Regions from separate parts of the Mus musculus genome. Here regions 2 and 3 are each linked to region 1. A link is a loop called in an ENCODE intact Hi-C map of the cell type or tissue named here. Cell type or tissue: left cerebral cortex. All regions are shown on one strand.

The links. Peaks named below come from ENCODE experiments on the same cell type or tissue, not always from the same donor. Only the 100,000 strongest peaks of a DNase experiment are listed, where the experiment ranks them.
Region 2: it touches region 1 in a loop (2.7-fold over the local background); 7 of 42 quality-filtered maps call a loop at or near these places.
Region 3: it touches region 1 in a loop (2.5-fold over the local background); 16 of 42 quality-filtered maps call a loop at or near these places.

The regions. Positions count from the first base shown.
Region 1 is chr2:77,202,215-77,207,214 of GRCm38, reverse strand. It overlaps Sestd1 (SEC14 and spectrin domains 1), which reads left to right. Exons shown (of 18, transcript NM_175465.6): 10 at 887-1,009. It overlaps Gm35266 (a long non-coding RNA gene), which reads left to right and starts at 1,016. Exons shown (of 2, transcript XR_374739.1): 1 at 1,016-1,596; 2 at 2,825-5,000. In left cerebral cortex, a CTCF peak has its summit at 3,109 (motif pointing right); DNase peaks (open chromatin) are centred at 78 and 2,987; H3K27ac peaks cover 471 bases.
Region 2 is chr2:76,966,900-76,971,899 of GRCm38, reverse strand. Ttn (titin) reads left to right here. Exons shown (of 313, transcript NM_011652.3): 7 at 1,949-2,279; 8 at 2,608-2,760; 9 at 3,367-3,504; 10 at 4,715-4,846. Among named protein-coding and RNA genes, the nearest start is that of Ttn, 13 kb to the left of the region's middle. In left cerebral cortex, CTCF peaks have their summits at 995 and 2,773 (motif pointing right); DNase peaks (open chromatin) are centred at 608, 1,037 and 2,787; H3K4me3 peaks cover 578 bases.
Region 3 is chr2:77,060,121-77,065,120 of GRCm38, reverse strand. The region is part of intron 8 of Ccdc141 (coiled-coil domain containing 141); the gene reads left to right. It overlaps Gm39862 (a long non-coding RNA gene), which reads left to right. Exons shown (of 2, transcript XR_866496.1): 2 at 1-3,328. Among named protein-coding and RNA genes, the nearest start is that of Gm39862, 8.1 kb to the left of the region's middle. In left cerebral cortex, a CTCF peak has its summit at 3,044 (motif pointing left); a DNase peak (open chromatin) is centred at 3,051.

The sequences.
Region 1 (5,000 bases):
TCACCCAGAGCCAGGTCTGAACTGTTACTATCTGGTGGAATACAAAGTGGGGCATCTTTCAGTTCCGTGAGTCATGAGGGAGCATGAACCTGTGATGCTAGAGTGACTCATCTACCCCAGATGGTTCACACCTGCCTCTGTGACACTGCAGATGAGGACTGGGTCCCACCATCCTGGTAAACTATAGATTCCCCTAATAGTCACTTGAGCAGAGTTTGTGGGGCTTCTCCTCAGAAGTCTAGATGTCTAGTTTATCCTAGGAAGACACCTAGAACATATTAAAGTAGTCTTATTCTGTAGTTTGTTCAGTAGTATTTTCACTTTGTTACTTAACTGTTTTTAGGGCTTTGGAAAGAACATCCCGCTGAATCCTCCCTTTGGTCCTGGTTTTCAATAGTATGTTGTTACCTTGAACAAGTTACCTAGTTGCTGAGACTCAGTTTTCTGAGGTGTTAGTTAAAACCTTTGACCAATATCATTCCTGACGTCCTTCCCAACCCTAAATCCTGTAGTTCTGGGTCTCTTAACCTAAGCAGAATTTAACCCTCTTTAGTAGAAGCAGCTCAGTGTTCTCTCTTGTTGGTTTTTTACTTGTTATTTTTCCCTCAGCCTGGCAGATAGTCAGATAGCTGAAAGCTAAGTGCTAGCTACAGTGTCCATTTTTCCAAGTTCAGGTTTCTGGTAGTGATACCCCAGTGTAAATATGTGATTCCAGATGAGACGTTTACTACATGTGATTTTTTAAATATTTAATAGATATTTAAATAGAACTTAAATGATTTAAGTTATAAACATTCGGAGAATTCAGGAATTTGGGGACGGGAAGCTAATGAGAATGAAAATCTTAAAGCTTTTGGTTATTCTCATCTTACCTTTTCATTTGTAGGTTGTGAACTGGCTTGAAGGGCCTGGATCTGAGCAACTGAGAGCACAGTGGGGCATTGGTGACTCGATCAGGGCCTCCCAGGCCCTGCAACAGAAGCATGAGGAGATCGAGAGCCAACACAGCGTGAGTGAGGAGCTTTCCCTTGGCCGTGGCAGCACTAGTAGCTGGGTGGGACTGAGTGCTGTGTGCTGGGTTGCTTCCAGTGTTGGTGTAGGGTATGGAGTGCTTATGTTGAGTGCTTAGAGGTCTGAAAGTGACCTTGATGGCTGAACTATTATCAGTGCCAGTTTGGGCCTGATTCCCATACAGTTCCATTACTTGGTTAAAGAAGCACAATTTGGATGACATTTACAGTGTCAGGGAAACGGCGACTTAAAAATACAGAACCTTTGCCAATAGTTCCTGAGATGGAAACTTCTGGGTTTAATTGTTGTTGTTTCAGCAAGTATTAATCATATAGAATAATGGGTTTCAATTGTGAAATTTTTATAGTTGTATATCAAATGATCATATTCACTTCCCCTTTCAAACCCACAGTTGTTACCACCCCCACCCCATCCCATTTCCCCTGGTCCCTTTCCTTTTTCAAGTGGCATTTCTGTGGTCCTCAGAGAGAGGGCCTTTGCTGCTCTTGCTGCTCTCCTGGGAATATGCAGTGGGATTATACACTAAGAGCCACACCACCGCCATCGTTAAACACAGGAGATCAGGTATACGTCAGGCAATAAATGAATCCCTAAGCTGGTTGTAGAGAATAAGGACTAAAAAGAATTTAAAACGTAAAACTTGGCAAGTGGAGGAGTTCAGTATTGTCTGGGTTCTGCTGTGGGGCAGTCAGCCTGGCTTCAGCGTGGAAGTCACGTTCAGTTTGGGAGGAAGACACTCAGTTTTCTCAAGCCATGACATTTACGTTGATTTTAAGTAGACTTAATTTGCATATTCTTAGAATATCTTCAAAAACTTGTCAGTAATAATAATGTTGGACTCACAAGAAACTTAAAAATGAAGTCCTATAGTTGAAAGCATATATGTTTTAATGCATTTCACAGTTTCCAGCATGGATCTCTCTTTTATGGTTAAATGAAGTTGTTGTGGATAATTTATATTTAACTTATAAGCCCTGTTCCTGAGGTTATAATCTGTTTAATTCTCTTGGTTTTTGTTTTTTGGTTTTTGTTTTTTTTTTTTTACATGTTATAGTACTAACTAGTTTGTCTCTAATTTTGATTTAATTTTTGGTAGTGATTTGGTTTGTAGGAGCTGTATGGATTATTCTGGAATGCATTATTACAGTATAACTGGATTATATAATTTGTTTGCTTATTTAGTTCTTAAAATCAGTATGTGGCATAGAGCATTCCTGACTTTATCTGAAGAGAACTTAATTATGCAAGTGAGGGTTTGTGATGTGAGAATCTGAAGACATTTGTGTTTTGTTATTTAAAAAAAAAACAAGAAAAACACTTATAGGTAGAAAATGGGTTATACACAGACCATGTATAAGTTCACATTGGATTGAAAAACACATTGCATGTTTCATGAAGTGTGGATAAAGGTGCAGGTTACACACAAAGGTATACCTGTGTAACGCTGTCTTTACATTACTTTAAAGAAGCAGTGTACTATGGAGTCTGTGTGCTTCAGCATACTTTTGTGTGCTGAAATGTTTGCAGAACTTCTAAACTGGAAAGGACCCCCAGCTGGGGTGGGGATATCTAGAGGAAGATTCCTCGGTGCAAACACTGCTGACAGACAGACAGACAGACAGACAGACAGACAGACATGCTTTCCTCATATCGTAGTGGATCTCTGGGCTCCATGTGGTCCTATCTGTGTCTTCTCTTAGAGAAGTCACTCAATTTAACGAATAAACCTAAGAGAGAGCGTGTTCTTCGTCATGCCCTAATTCTCATGCTGTTGGTGTTTGCGGACTTGCAGAGACAAATTGACGTCTTCACTCCTAGTCCTGGAGGAAAACACTGATGGCTCCCCACGGATTGCGCTGAAGTCGTGTGTGCTGGTTGGGATTCATTGCATAATTGGGAAGTGTGGAAAGACTGGGTGGGAGTCGGGATTAAATGGAGTCAGCCACAGGTTGGAAACAGCTAAAGCTTGGTGGATGTGGACTTTTATTATTGTGTTGGGTTGCACTTTGATTAGATTTGAAATTCTCCCTTGTAAGGTTTAAAAAGAGGATTGAACTATTTTAACCAGTAGGTGGCACTGCACCGTTGACTTGTGAAAAGGTTGGTTGATAATAAATGTGCTAACTTATGATATTTAAGGTTCTAATATTTAGTATTTTATTCAAGACTTTCTTAACTGAGTGTGGTACAGCATGCACCTATAGAGAATTGCCCTAACTTTGAAGCTAATCTGGTCAATATAGCCAGTTCTAGACCATCCAGGACTACATAGTGAAACTGTCTTAAAATCAACCAACCAACCAACCAACCAACCAACCAACCAAAAACCCAATAACAAAATTGAAACTCTTGTTTGTTCTTTGTAAATAAGATCCAACAGCTGGAAGCATTTATTGGTGTTTCTCAGGTCTTGTGAAGTAATGGCAAAATTTAGTATTGATAGCTAACAAAGATAGAATTTAGAAATGTTTAGTATACTATTTGCCTTAAATTACAATGTCAAGCATTAAATTCAAACTTCACATAAAAGCATAATGGAGAATTAAAACTACAAACTCAATACGTTTGGCTGTTTAGGATTAGTATAAAGAAGAATGAAACTTCTACTAACACGCAGCTCTTTGCAAGGGATATGGTGTAGAAATTCATTTAGCTTTTTAGTACAACAGAGAAAATAGTAAGGAATGTGATGGTGGTTATAGAATCTGATAACAAATTTTAAAATCTTTTAGTTAAATCTTGGTGTGGTGTTGCATACCTAAAATCTCAGAACTTTAAGGCAGGAGAATTACAAATCGGAAGACTCAAAACATTAAAAAAATTTTTTTTAAAAATTAGTTCAATAAAAGTCTTTTGTAGGTTGGTAGAGGCAACTGAAGCAGGAAACCTGTGGTAAGCGTATGGAGTGTGGTCTGTGAAGCCTGTTTAGCATTCTGTCAGGATCCTGGCCATAGAGGCCACATGTATGGCCTGGTGTGTACCATCTGATAGGAACCAGTAGTACATTTCCTCTTGATCCATCCTATGTGAGAGTCACCTTGGTAGCCTGACCTGGCCCTGTTTCTTTCATTTACATTGGGATGCTTTTCTTGGTACAGCTGTTGTAGATGTTCAACATTCCAGCAACACCCCACTGTCCAAACACTGGCAGCTAAGACCTTAAGTCTTGGTGCTGCAGAGAAGACACCCATGCTCATTGTCTGACTGTCTTGTGCTGCAAAGAAAACACTCATGCTCATTGGCTGACTGTCTTAGGGCTGCACACTCATTGACTGACTGTCTTAGCGCTGCAAAGAAGACACTCATGCTCATTGGCTGACTGTCTTAGCGCTGCACACTCATTGACTGACTGTCTTAGTGCTGCAAAGAAGACACTCATGCTCATTGGCTGACTGTCTTAGGGCTGCACACTCATTGGCTGACTGTCTTAGTACTGCAAAAAAGACACTCACACTCATTGGCTACTGTATCTTTGTTCAAGCCCCAAATCTTGTGCTTTTTCAATTCACCATACTTAATCTTATTCCATATAACAGATGTATAAGCTGGATAGATCAGGTGAATGAAAGGCAGTCTGCTCACCTAAGGGAACATACACCATACTCCCCTCTGTTGTAGGAATAAACACTTTAATTGACCTTCAGTGCATATTATAGACTATCCCGGTCTCCATGACTCATCCTAGACAGGCCAATGTATCTTTAGGACAACCTCAGTTATAGAAATCAATAAAATCTGTATCTCTAATCAAGGTATTAATTTTTGAGACACAGCAGTTCTTGTGTTATATTTACATCCTTGGTGAGATATACCTTGTATACCCTGGGGCCCCACAAAAGAGTTTAAACCTTCTGATGAGCACCAAGCGAAGTGAAGCTTGAAGTTCTCAGTGAAAAATTATTTTCTAGAAGGCTAACCCCTTAATGTATTGTTTTGCTTAAAATCATTGCAACTTCTTTTTCAGGAAG
Region 2 (5,000 bases), 240 kb after region 1:
TTTTTTTAATGTGTTTACTTTCGGGCTGTGTACTGGTTTGTATACCATGAAATCACTCACAACACAGGCCAAATGTAATCGCTGGGAGGTAACAGCTTTCTTGTATCTCATACTCAATGCGAGGGTCATTTAGAATTACAGACATTTCCTGACCGCCAAGGAGCACAGTAGACATCTTAGCCTTCTGGGAGTCTATTAGTAGGGATTCGGTGACTTAGTCTGCAAATTTTGCTTTAAAATAATTACAAAATATAAATGCCAGCTTGTGAAGAAAATAATGGTTTTCCCGGATCGACTCCTTCCTAAAATGTTCCACGGCTTAATTTTGATTCTTGTTGTAGATAAAGCAAGCATATTTCACTGGACGAGGCGCATTGTCGCTAGCTGTGACCGAGTGATTATTTTTTTTTATTGTAAGTGCAAAAATAAGCACTTTCTGGTAATGGCTCAAATTACATTGATTTTCACAGTTATGGGCTTACCTGAAGCCCGCTGTTAATCACTCACATAATGCTAATCATGTCGCAAGCTCTTTCTTAATTAAACCCACTTAGTAAGGAACAGCAAGAACAAAGCAAGTCCAAACTAGGAAGCTCTGCCTCTCTGCCTTTCTTCCATTGACGTGGACTCCACACCATTCTAACCTGGTCTTTGTTTTATTTCCAAGACAATTTCTTTTTACGGTAGAGCCATATTTGTTAGCCCACCCTTCAGCTTTGATTACAATTTCTTTCCTAAAATGTAAATTGGGTTTTTTTCCCCACACGGCCTTTCACAAGAAAATGATTAAATGTTTCTTGATGAAATAGGCTGATGTAATATTCTGCAAAATTATTCTGTATTTTAAAGAAGATATTACTGGACCTTCAGCTTAATTGGGAGAATTGTTTTATTTATGATTGATGTAAACTAAATACCCTAAGCAAGTGCCGGAATACACTGATAAACATGGCCCCGTGTGAAGAATTTGTAAAGCAACACTGCCACCAAGAGGTAAAATAGGGAAAAACAAATTAATTGAAAATTAATCTTGAAAAACCTATTATGTTCAGATAGCTGATCTGTACTTAGTATGATTGCTAACGATAACAATCTAGCTTTTGGGCTACCATTGTCAGCGTTCAGTGCCCACAGCCTTTGATAGCTCCTATTTGCATTTTGCATACACACACACACAAGGCAACCAGTGAAAACTATTTTGGAAGAAGATACTTTATCAATGTAATGAAAAGGCTTCAGAGTAGCTGATTTGCCAGATAGTCCTAATATTATGTAAAGGACGTTCCCAGTGCAATAAGGGGACGGTGAGGTTAGAAATAAACTCAGAGGAATTAAAAAGAGTTAACCACAAGCACTTTGGGCTAGAACAGCAGTCCCCTGCTGCAGAGCTCAGCCAGTTCCCAAAACAATTCTGCAAAGCTCAGCAAGAAAGCTTCCACCTGACCTGGAAATTCACAAGATACAGAAGTGGTTTCGACTGTGGAGAGATAAGGGGAAAGGGGACAAGGGGGAGGGTGGGGAGGACAAAAGGAGGGGGACGTGTGGGTTATTTTTAGTCGAGAATGGCACAAGCATTCGGTTACTAAAACCATGTAACACCCACAAAATAGTCTCTCATGCCCAACTGAAGCTGGGAACACACTGTCCTTTCTGTGGCGATGTTTTAAGGGAGTTACTTTTACTGTCTCTCCTCCCCCCCACCATGCCTGAAAATGAGATGGGGCACACAGATCTTTAGCTTACTTAGAATTAAGTAAATGTGGGGCTTATTGATATTTAAAACAAATTGGCTTCAGGTTCGTGATGTACCCTCGAGATAGGTTATGGAAACTCACATTTTAACGCCGCACCTTAAAGTGCTGCCAAATTTCCATTCCACCATCTAATCCGCACCACACCTGCTGGGGTGCCTTGCCCCACGCTCTGACCTCTGCCGCTGGGTTTCCAGGTCCGTGTCTCCAGCGGGGAGGATCTCCACTTCCCCGATCAGATCCGTGAAGTCGCCACTGCTCATTCGCAAGACTCAGACCACCACCATGGCCACAGGCCCCGAGGTGCCTCCCCCTTGGAAGCAAGAGGGCTACGTGGCCTCCTCGACTGAGGCTGAGATGAGAGAGACGACAATGACAAGCTCTACCCAGATCAGAAGAGAAGAGAGGTGGGAAGGGAGATACGGGGTCCAGGAGCAAGTGACCATCAGTGGAGCCGCGGCTGCTGCGGCCAGTGCGTCGGTCAGCTCGTCATTCACGGCAGGAGCCATCACCACTGGGACTAAGGAGGTACCGTCAGAACCCTTTCCTTTCTCCATTTCATCTTCTGGTTCCTCTGATCCAGTTTCAGGCATGGACTGCACAGGTTAGAGAGGAAATGCATAGGAGCCTAAAACTACAATCAATATGGTTGTCCTTTATCAAAGCATCTTTTTTGAGTCAAAGACTAATCTGTGAGGCTGGCATAATGTATGAATTTTAATGGTGCTGGCCTTGTCTTTCTGGGCAATGATAGGTAAATTACATATGCATATATTTTGCTCTTCCTGGTCATTAAGGGTTTGTAACTTTTCTACCATGGGTGTTGTTTTAGAAAGCATTGTACTTGTTGATACAGGTGAAACAAGAGACAGACAAGAGTGCAGCTGTTGCGACTGTCGTTGCTGCTGTTGATATGGCCAGAGTGAGAGAACCAGCCATCAGTGCTGTAGAGCAAACTGCTCAGAGGACAACCACGACTGCTGTGCATATACAACCTGCTCAAGAACAGGTAAGCACAAAGCCACCAGGGGGTGCTAGAACGGCCCCGGCTCAACTCTGCTCTTAGTAATTGGACATACAAATCCCCTGCTGAACCACACAGTGCTGAAGGCAGTGGCCCAGGCTTTAAAAGCTTCCCGAGGAAGCTAGAAATATCAAATGTGTTTAAGCTGTAAATATCACAGGAGCAGACCGGGTCAGAAGAAATACCTGGGCTGTGTGAGGCGAGCAAAAGTTAACTACTGTTTTCAAGGCATCCAGGGACTGTGGGAGCCTGGCAGACATGAAACAAAAGGCAGGTCAAATCTGAGTGCAGATTTCCATAGCTAGTTGTGGAAGCTACATTTTCAAGGGTTGGCATTAGATTTCTCTAAGTTCCCGGAAGGACCACGGCTTTTACTTTCCTCAAAACAAATGTGACATTTTGATTCTCGGCTGCAAAGCAATATAAATGCAAGGCCACCTCATGTGTAAACAGGCTCTGTTAGTCTAAAAGCTCTCTCACTCTCCTCCCTGTCCTGTGGGTTGATTGTTACCGCTTGGTCCTGATGTAGCAGCGTACACTTCCAAGTGGTGTGGACTGAAATGGCTCCTTTCTTTTGTCAATGAAAATCAGGCGAGAAAAGAGGCGGAGAAGACCGCAGTAACCAAGGTTGTAGTTGCTGCCGATAAAGCCAAGGAACAGGAACTAAAATCACGAACCAGAGAAGTGATGGTGACAACGCAAGAGCAGACTCACATATCTCATGAGCAGGTGGGGTGAACTTTGATTTGCAAATGTGCCAACACCTAAGATGACCTTTTACTGTGAAGCAGGTTAATTCTAGGGCCACGTGTCTAGTTTCACACAAATAGCATCCTCCTCTCATGTATGTCTATTCCTGAGCACTTGACACCAGTGCCCCTTAGAGTCACTAAGTATTCCTACTGGAAATAAAATGAGGATTCATCTCATCTAACATATATATATAGTGTAAATCATTTACACTGATTATAGGTTAAATGTGTGGCTATGGATAGGGAACAGGCAGAGTGAGAACGGAAAGATGATGCAGGTGTTGTGGATGAAACAGGCAAGAATGTAAGGGAAAACAGAATATGCTACATTAAAAGCTTGGTGCCGCTTCCTGACCCCTTGGACATTAGCACATGGGTTTCATATAGGATGTATGACATACATACCTACATGTAGTAGGTTGAATAGTGAGAGGTTGGACTAAAAAGCACTTGTGGACAGATGGGAGAAGGCCTGTTGGTAGAACTGTTGGTCAGGGGAGACAGTTGATTATAGGATAATTTGAGAAAATTAATTTTCAAGTCCCTTTCTGCCCTGTGGTCCTGAGGTTCAGTGATAAGATACCCAAGGATGGGAAGGACTTACTCTTTAGACATCAAATGGAAGTGAAACATCCTTCCATGGCTCAGGATTGGAGCAATACATTGACCAAGATAGTAACCAAAATTGTGTCTCCATTTTAGACAAGCCTTGATATTCAAAACCATTATTGTATGTTTAAAAAAAAAAAAGACAAAATAGAGTAGGAAGGCAGACTGTAAATTATGCTTGGATTTTCACATTAAAGTAAGGAGCCAGGCAAAATTACTCCTTGAGACTTCCGTAGTAATATTCTGAGGTGTAAGATTACTTTTGGCTGATAGAATTAGCACCTAATTAAATTACCATATGACCACCTATAGAAGGCACAAATCTTGCTAAGGTAGGTAGCCACTGTCTGTAAAACAAGCAGTCCTGAGTCCGACATTCCATTTCCCCTAAAGAGACTAATGCATGGTTCAGAGAGCAAACAAATGTGCTCGTATTAATTAAGATGTGAAGATTTAATTAACGATATCAGAAAGGGAGGTTCACTCTCTCGATTTCCTACTTTGTTGGATCTGATGCTGGGTTAGCCCCATTGTAGATTTGGAAACAATAAGGTCCTGTTTTTATTCATTGATTGCAGATAAGAAAAGAAACTGAAAAAGCATTTGTACCAAAGGTAGTGATCTCCGCAACCAAAGCCAAAGAGCAAGAAACTAGAATCACGGGAGAAATTACTACAAAACAAGAGCAAAAGCGAATAACTCAAGAAACAGTAAGTCTGGCTTTGATCCTTACAAATGGCTCATTTCCAGTCATCAGCTGTGTGTACATTATACCCAGAGCTTCAGACCAGACTCTCTTTCGTGTCTCTTCCTCCTACTGTTGACCAGTGTCCAGGGTTAGAACTCTTTTGTGTTCACTGTTCT
Region 3 (5,000 bases), 140 kb after region 1:
AATCTGACAGGCCTCATGCTCACCCTGCTGACAGGCACCAAGAAATCCTTTCTCAGGGAGAAAGCCCAAAGGTCAATCAATGTTTCCAGTGCAGTCCAGGGTCACAGACCCACTGGCCATCCTTTTCTCTTCTCCAGCAGACACACACAGGCAGTGTGCTTTCGAGTGGGAACTCAGTTACGGGGCACCGTGGTTGGCTTCAATCAGGTTTCTTTTAAGTCACCATCCATCCGCGTTCCACCATTAGTTGAGTGCGGCTGTACTGTAATCGCACTTGTTCCTTGTGAACGATAAAATTCTTTTCATTTGTCTTCAACTCGTGTGAGAATGGCTAGAAAATTGGGGAATCATAGTTTATCCTTTGTTCAAGTCATTTACTATTAAGGCGCTGGAGAACATTGCCAGTATGTATGCTATCTGTGCTTTAAGGGTTTGTAAGAGTCTGGAACCAGCATGGAAGGTTCTAAATGAAAAATGCTGGCATCTGGGCTGCTTGTAATCTACAGATCAAGGTCTCGGAAAGGAAAATGCAGGGGTACAGGGTCACGGAGAGCCCTGGGATTAGGAACAGGCCAGGTACTATCATTACAATCCTGCTGGGAATGAGAAATGGAAGAGATTAGCATCCAATAAGAGGGAGGCAATCTTTTGAGGACAGAGAGAAAGGCTTGGGTAAGCAGGGTGGTTGGCAATTTCTCCACCCAAGGAATGAATCTGTGGTGCAGACAGGAGTGGGGCAGAGGGGATAGTAATTCTCATGGGAGCAAGGTGACTCAGAGTGTCCTCATAAAGCTTCATTAGAGGAGAGATGTGCACATTGAACCAAACGATTTGTGTTAAGATTTCTTAAACCCAGCTGCAAGTGCCAGCACACAGAAGAAGAAACCAGGCATCCCTGATGGCCTAAAATGTCTGCAAGTGATCTAAAGGGCAGCCATTTATCCACAGGTGACGGGATACTGTTACTGTGAAAAATTAAGAAATTCTGATTTCAGAATATCTTATTTTTTTCCTTTATTAAAAAAAAGTTTGGTTTTTTTTGAGAATTTCATGTGTTGTATATTGAATTTTGGTCATTTTTGCTCTCTTTACTGTCTCTCCCCTTCCTTACTCCCTAACTGAAACTCCTTTTCCCCCATGAGGCTCTCTCCTATTTGATATTTTTTTGTGACCTGATGAATATAATTATGGTTGCTTGCTTGAGCATTAGTAGGGAATTGTTACTGAAACCATGGGCCACTTATCAAAGGTTGTACCACTGAAGAAATGATATACCTTCCCCAGAACCCCATAACTACCCATAATCCCTCAGTGGGAGGTGAGACCTCATAAGGCCTCTATCTATTCCTTGCATGAAGAAATGGTGATGACCAAATCTTTTCCCCCCTATTTATTTATTCGCTTTACATCCCAATTGCTGCCCACCCTTACTGGTCCCCACTTCCATAATCCCTCCCCATTCTTCTCTGAGACGGTAGAGACCCCATGGGTATCCCCACACCCCAGCACCTCAAGTCTCTGTGAGGCTAGGCCCATTCTCCCTGAGGCCAGACGAGGCAGCCCAGATAGAAGAACATATCCCACAAACAGGCAACAGCTTTTGGGATAGCCCCCGCTCCAGTTTGGGACCCACATGGAGGCCGAGCAGTACATCTGCTACATATGTGTGGGGAGGCCTAGGTCCAGCCTGTGTAGGCTCTTGGTTCGTGGTTCAGTCGCCAAGATCCTCCAAGGGTCCAGGTTAGTTGACTCTGTTGATCTTCCTATGGCGTTCCTATCCCCTTCCCCCAACTCCTCCATAAGGGTCACCAAGCTCCATTCAATGTTTGCCTGTGGGTCTCTGCATCTGTCTGAGTCGGCTGCTGGGTGGAACCTCTCAAAAGACAGCCATGCTAGATTCCTGTCTGCAAGCATAAGAATATCATTAATAGTATCAGGGATTCTTATGTAGGTTGTATGCAGGTAAAGACAGCTACATAGAGTTTATGAGTGCAACAGCTATGTCGGGCCCTAAAGACCTGCTTTACAGCACCCCTCTCCACCCTCTGCCTCTTACCTTCTCTATACCCCATCTATGTCCTTTGAGCCGGACGGGCTGGTGTCCCACCAACTCTCTCCACAGTTGCTTATTCTTTGTACTTTGAGCACTTATGAATTTTTACATGAATTACTGCCCACTACAAAAGGAAGAGTCTCTGAGCAGCACTAGTCTATGGGTTTAAACATAGTATGTAAGTATTTGGAATGTAGTTTGACACCATGTTCTTTAAACAGTTAGGTTCTCCCTCTAGACTCTATGACCTCCCCAATCAGAAAGTGGTTGGTTGCTAACATAATCATTATGTCACTATTGTACCAGTGTGCAGATCTTGACATTTTTATTATGACTACTCAACACGTATTTTTCTCACTCCTTAAGTTTATGTGTTCTTTTTTTTCCGTAAATGTTGATCAGATTCTATTTTATTGATCTTTAAAATGACATTAATTGGTCTAGAGATGTAGTTCAGGTGGTAGAGTGCTTGCCTAGAAAGTATACTCTCCAGCACCCTATAAACCATCAGTGGCAGTGTGTGCCGGTAATCCCAGAACTCAGGAGATAGACAGAGAAGGATTAAGAGTTCAAGGTCCCCAGGCTACATGGAAAGATTGAGGTCAGGCTCTGAGAGCTGAGACTCTGTCTCGAACTTTTTAAGAAATGTATTAACCTTCCGTTATTATAAGACCATGTGCTCAAGGCTACAAGGATTATAGGAGTAAGTCGGGCACCAGTCCTTACCCTTAAAGAATTTATAGCACAATAGATAAAGTGCCTGATAAGAAACAAATAAATCTCCTAGGTGATTGAAAAACAAAATCAGAAACAAACAGATCCTATTTTATTGGCATTGATTTGTCAAAATTAAAATTATGGTTTTGCGAAGGTGATATTTTTACTGAAGAAATGCTTGGTTTTGGGTTTTGTTTTCTTATTTTGTGTTCTCTGTGCTGGAAGGACTTTCAAGACATGCAATTTGAACAAGGTATTACATCCCTCTAGTGGCCATTTTCCAGACTACATGCAGGCATAGCTTTTATCTAGAGAAAACAACCAATTTCAAAAGAGCTTGCCAACCAGGCCGATCTATTTGAATGCAAGTCAGCAACAGTCAATAAAAGAACGCCAGGAGAAAAATACTTCACTATGCTTTATGTCATGTGTTCCACACTCAGAAAAAGTGCAAGAAGATTGGGGGTAGGGTGGAGAATTGACTGTGAGATCAGATACCCAGGCTAAAATCTTGCTTCTGCTATTCCGTGACTGAGCAAGTTAGTGAAAGGAAAAAAATTAAAATGGGGTGAAGAGCAATTGAGAAAGACAGTGTTGACCTCCAGCCTCCACGTGTGTACACCTGTACACACCTTTTAACACACACATACACACACATGCATACACACAAACATGCACACCTATATGCATACAAACGCACATGTGCACACATGAACACACACAACCATGCACAAAAATGTACATACACACAAGCATGCACATACACATGCACACACATATACATGCATACATATAAACATGCACACACACATGCACACAGATGCACATACATGCACACATGTACATACACATGCACACAGACAAACAGCACACACACACAACCATGCACACACACATGGACACAGATGTACATACACACACGCACATACACACATGTGAACGCACACAAAGCTGGCTGGGAACCAAAGAGTAGTGAACTGCTGTCCCCCAGGGAGTAGCCCATTCAAAATTCATAGTTGTTTTCCAGTTTCCTTCTTGGAGGTGTCGATTCTAAGTGTGATGAGCAAACAAATGCCTAACTGTAGTGGATGCAGGGTGCATGCTGGTGGTGGGGGTGACTCAGAAGTAGAAGGTGATCATCCTTCATCTTGGCTGGCACAGATGTTTTTACAATTTTATATTACAAGTTTTACCAATAACTTGCAAATTGCCATGGTGTTTCCTGACTCTTACCACCGTCCCTTCTCTTGCCATGTCTACCAGTCCCTGCCGTTACCTTTTCCTCTGTGCCTTTCCCAGCGTGCTACACAGATACATTCTCTTTCTCATTCTAAATTTCAGTATTCTATAGAAAACTTGGAACATAGTACTCATAGGACAACAGGACTTTAAAGACCTTTTTAGTACAGCTTCTGTCAGTAAGAATTGGTTCTAAAAGTCTCCTGGTGGTTTTTTTTTTTTAATTATTATTTTCTTCACTGAATATAAGTACTGAGCTATAAAACTAATTGTTCTAAATGTGCCTGGAATGTTGTATACCAGGAACAATATCTCTCATAGTGGTTTTATGTCATGTTTTACAATTATTCTTGTCTGGGACCCTTGATGTACCCCAGGCACATCCAAGTGTGACTGTTTGGAAGCATCTTTACAACCATTCTAGGGACATTGCTATACCCCTAGGTCTTTTTTTGATCTTGTCCTCATTTCATTACTAATTTATTTTTACTGACTCATAAATTAATTGTTTGAGGTTAAATTCTTGAAATCTGTACCTAGCTCCAAGATCTTTATAAAAAAAAAAAAAAGAAAGAAAAATAACTCCCAGGATAATTAAAGAGTTATCATGCTAACTTTTGCTAGTGGTTGAAGGAAAATGGAGGGGGGAAATTAAAGACTTAGATTTCTAAAATAGCAGGCAAGGTGCTGTGTTCAGTCCGCCCACACTCTCCTTACACTTCTTGCTTTGTGAAATCTTAGGAATGGTTAGGAAACCTGTGACCATTTCTGCAATGGGAGCAGTTGGAGTCCAACTCAAAGCTGGTTTGAAAGTCTTGTCCTTTTATGAGCCTCCATGTCACCTTCATCTCATAAGGTCAACACAGGTTATAAAAATGATGATGTGAAGATGAAATACTGGCAAGCATATTTGATATCTAATTGCTAGTGATAACTAGGTATTTATCTAGTGGATATAGCCTTGAGCATTCATAACCACTGAGAACAAAAT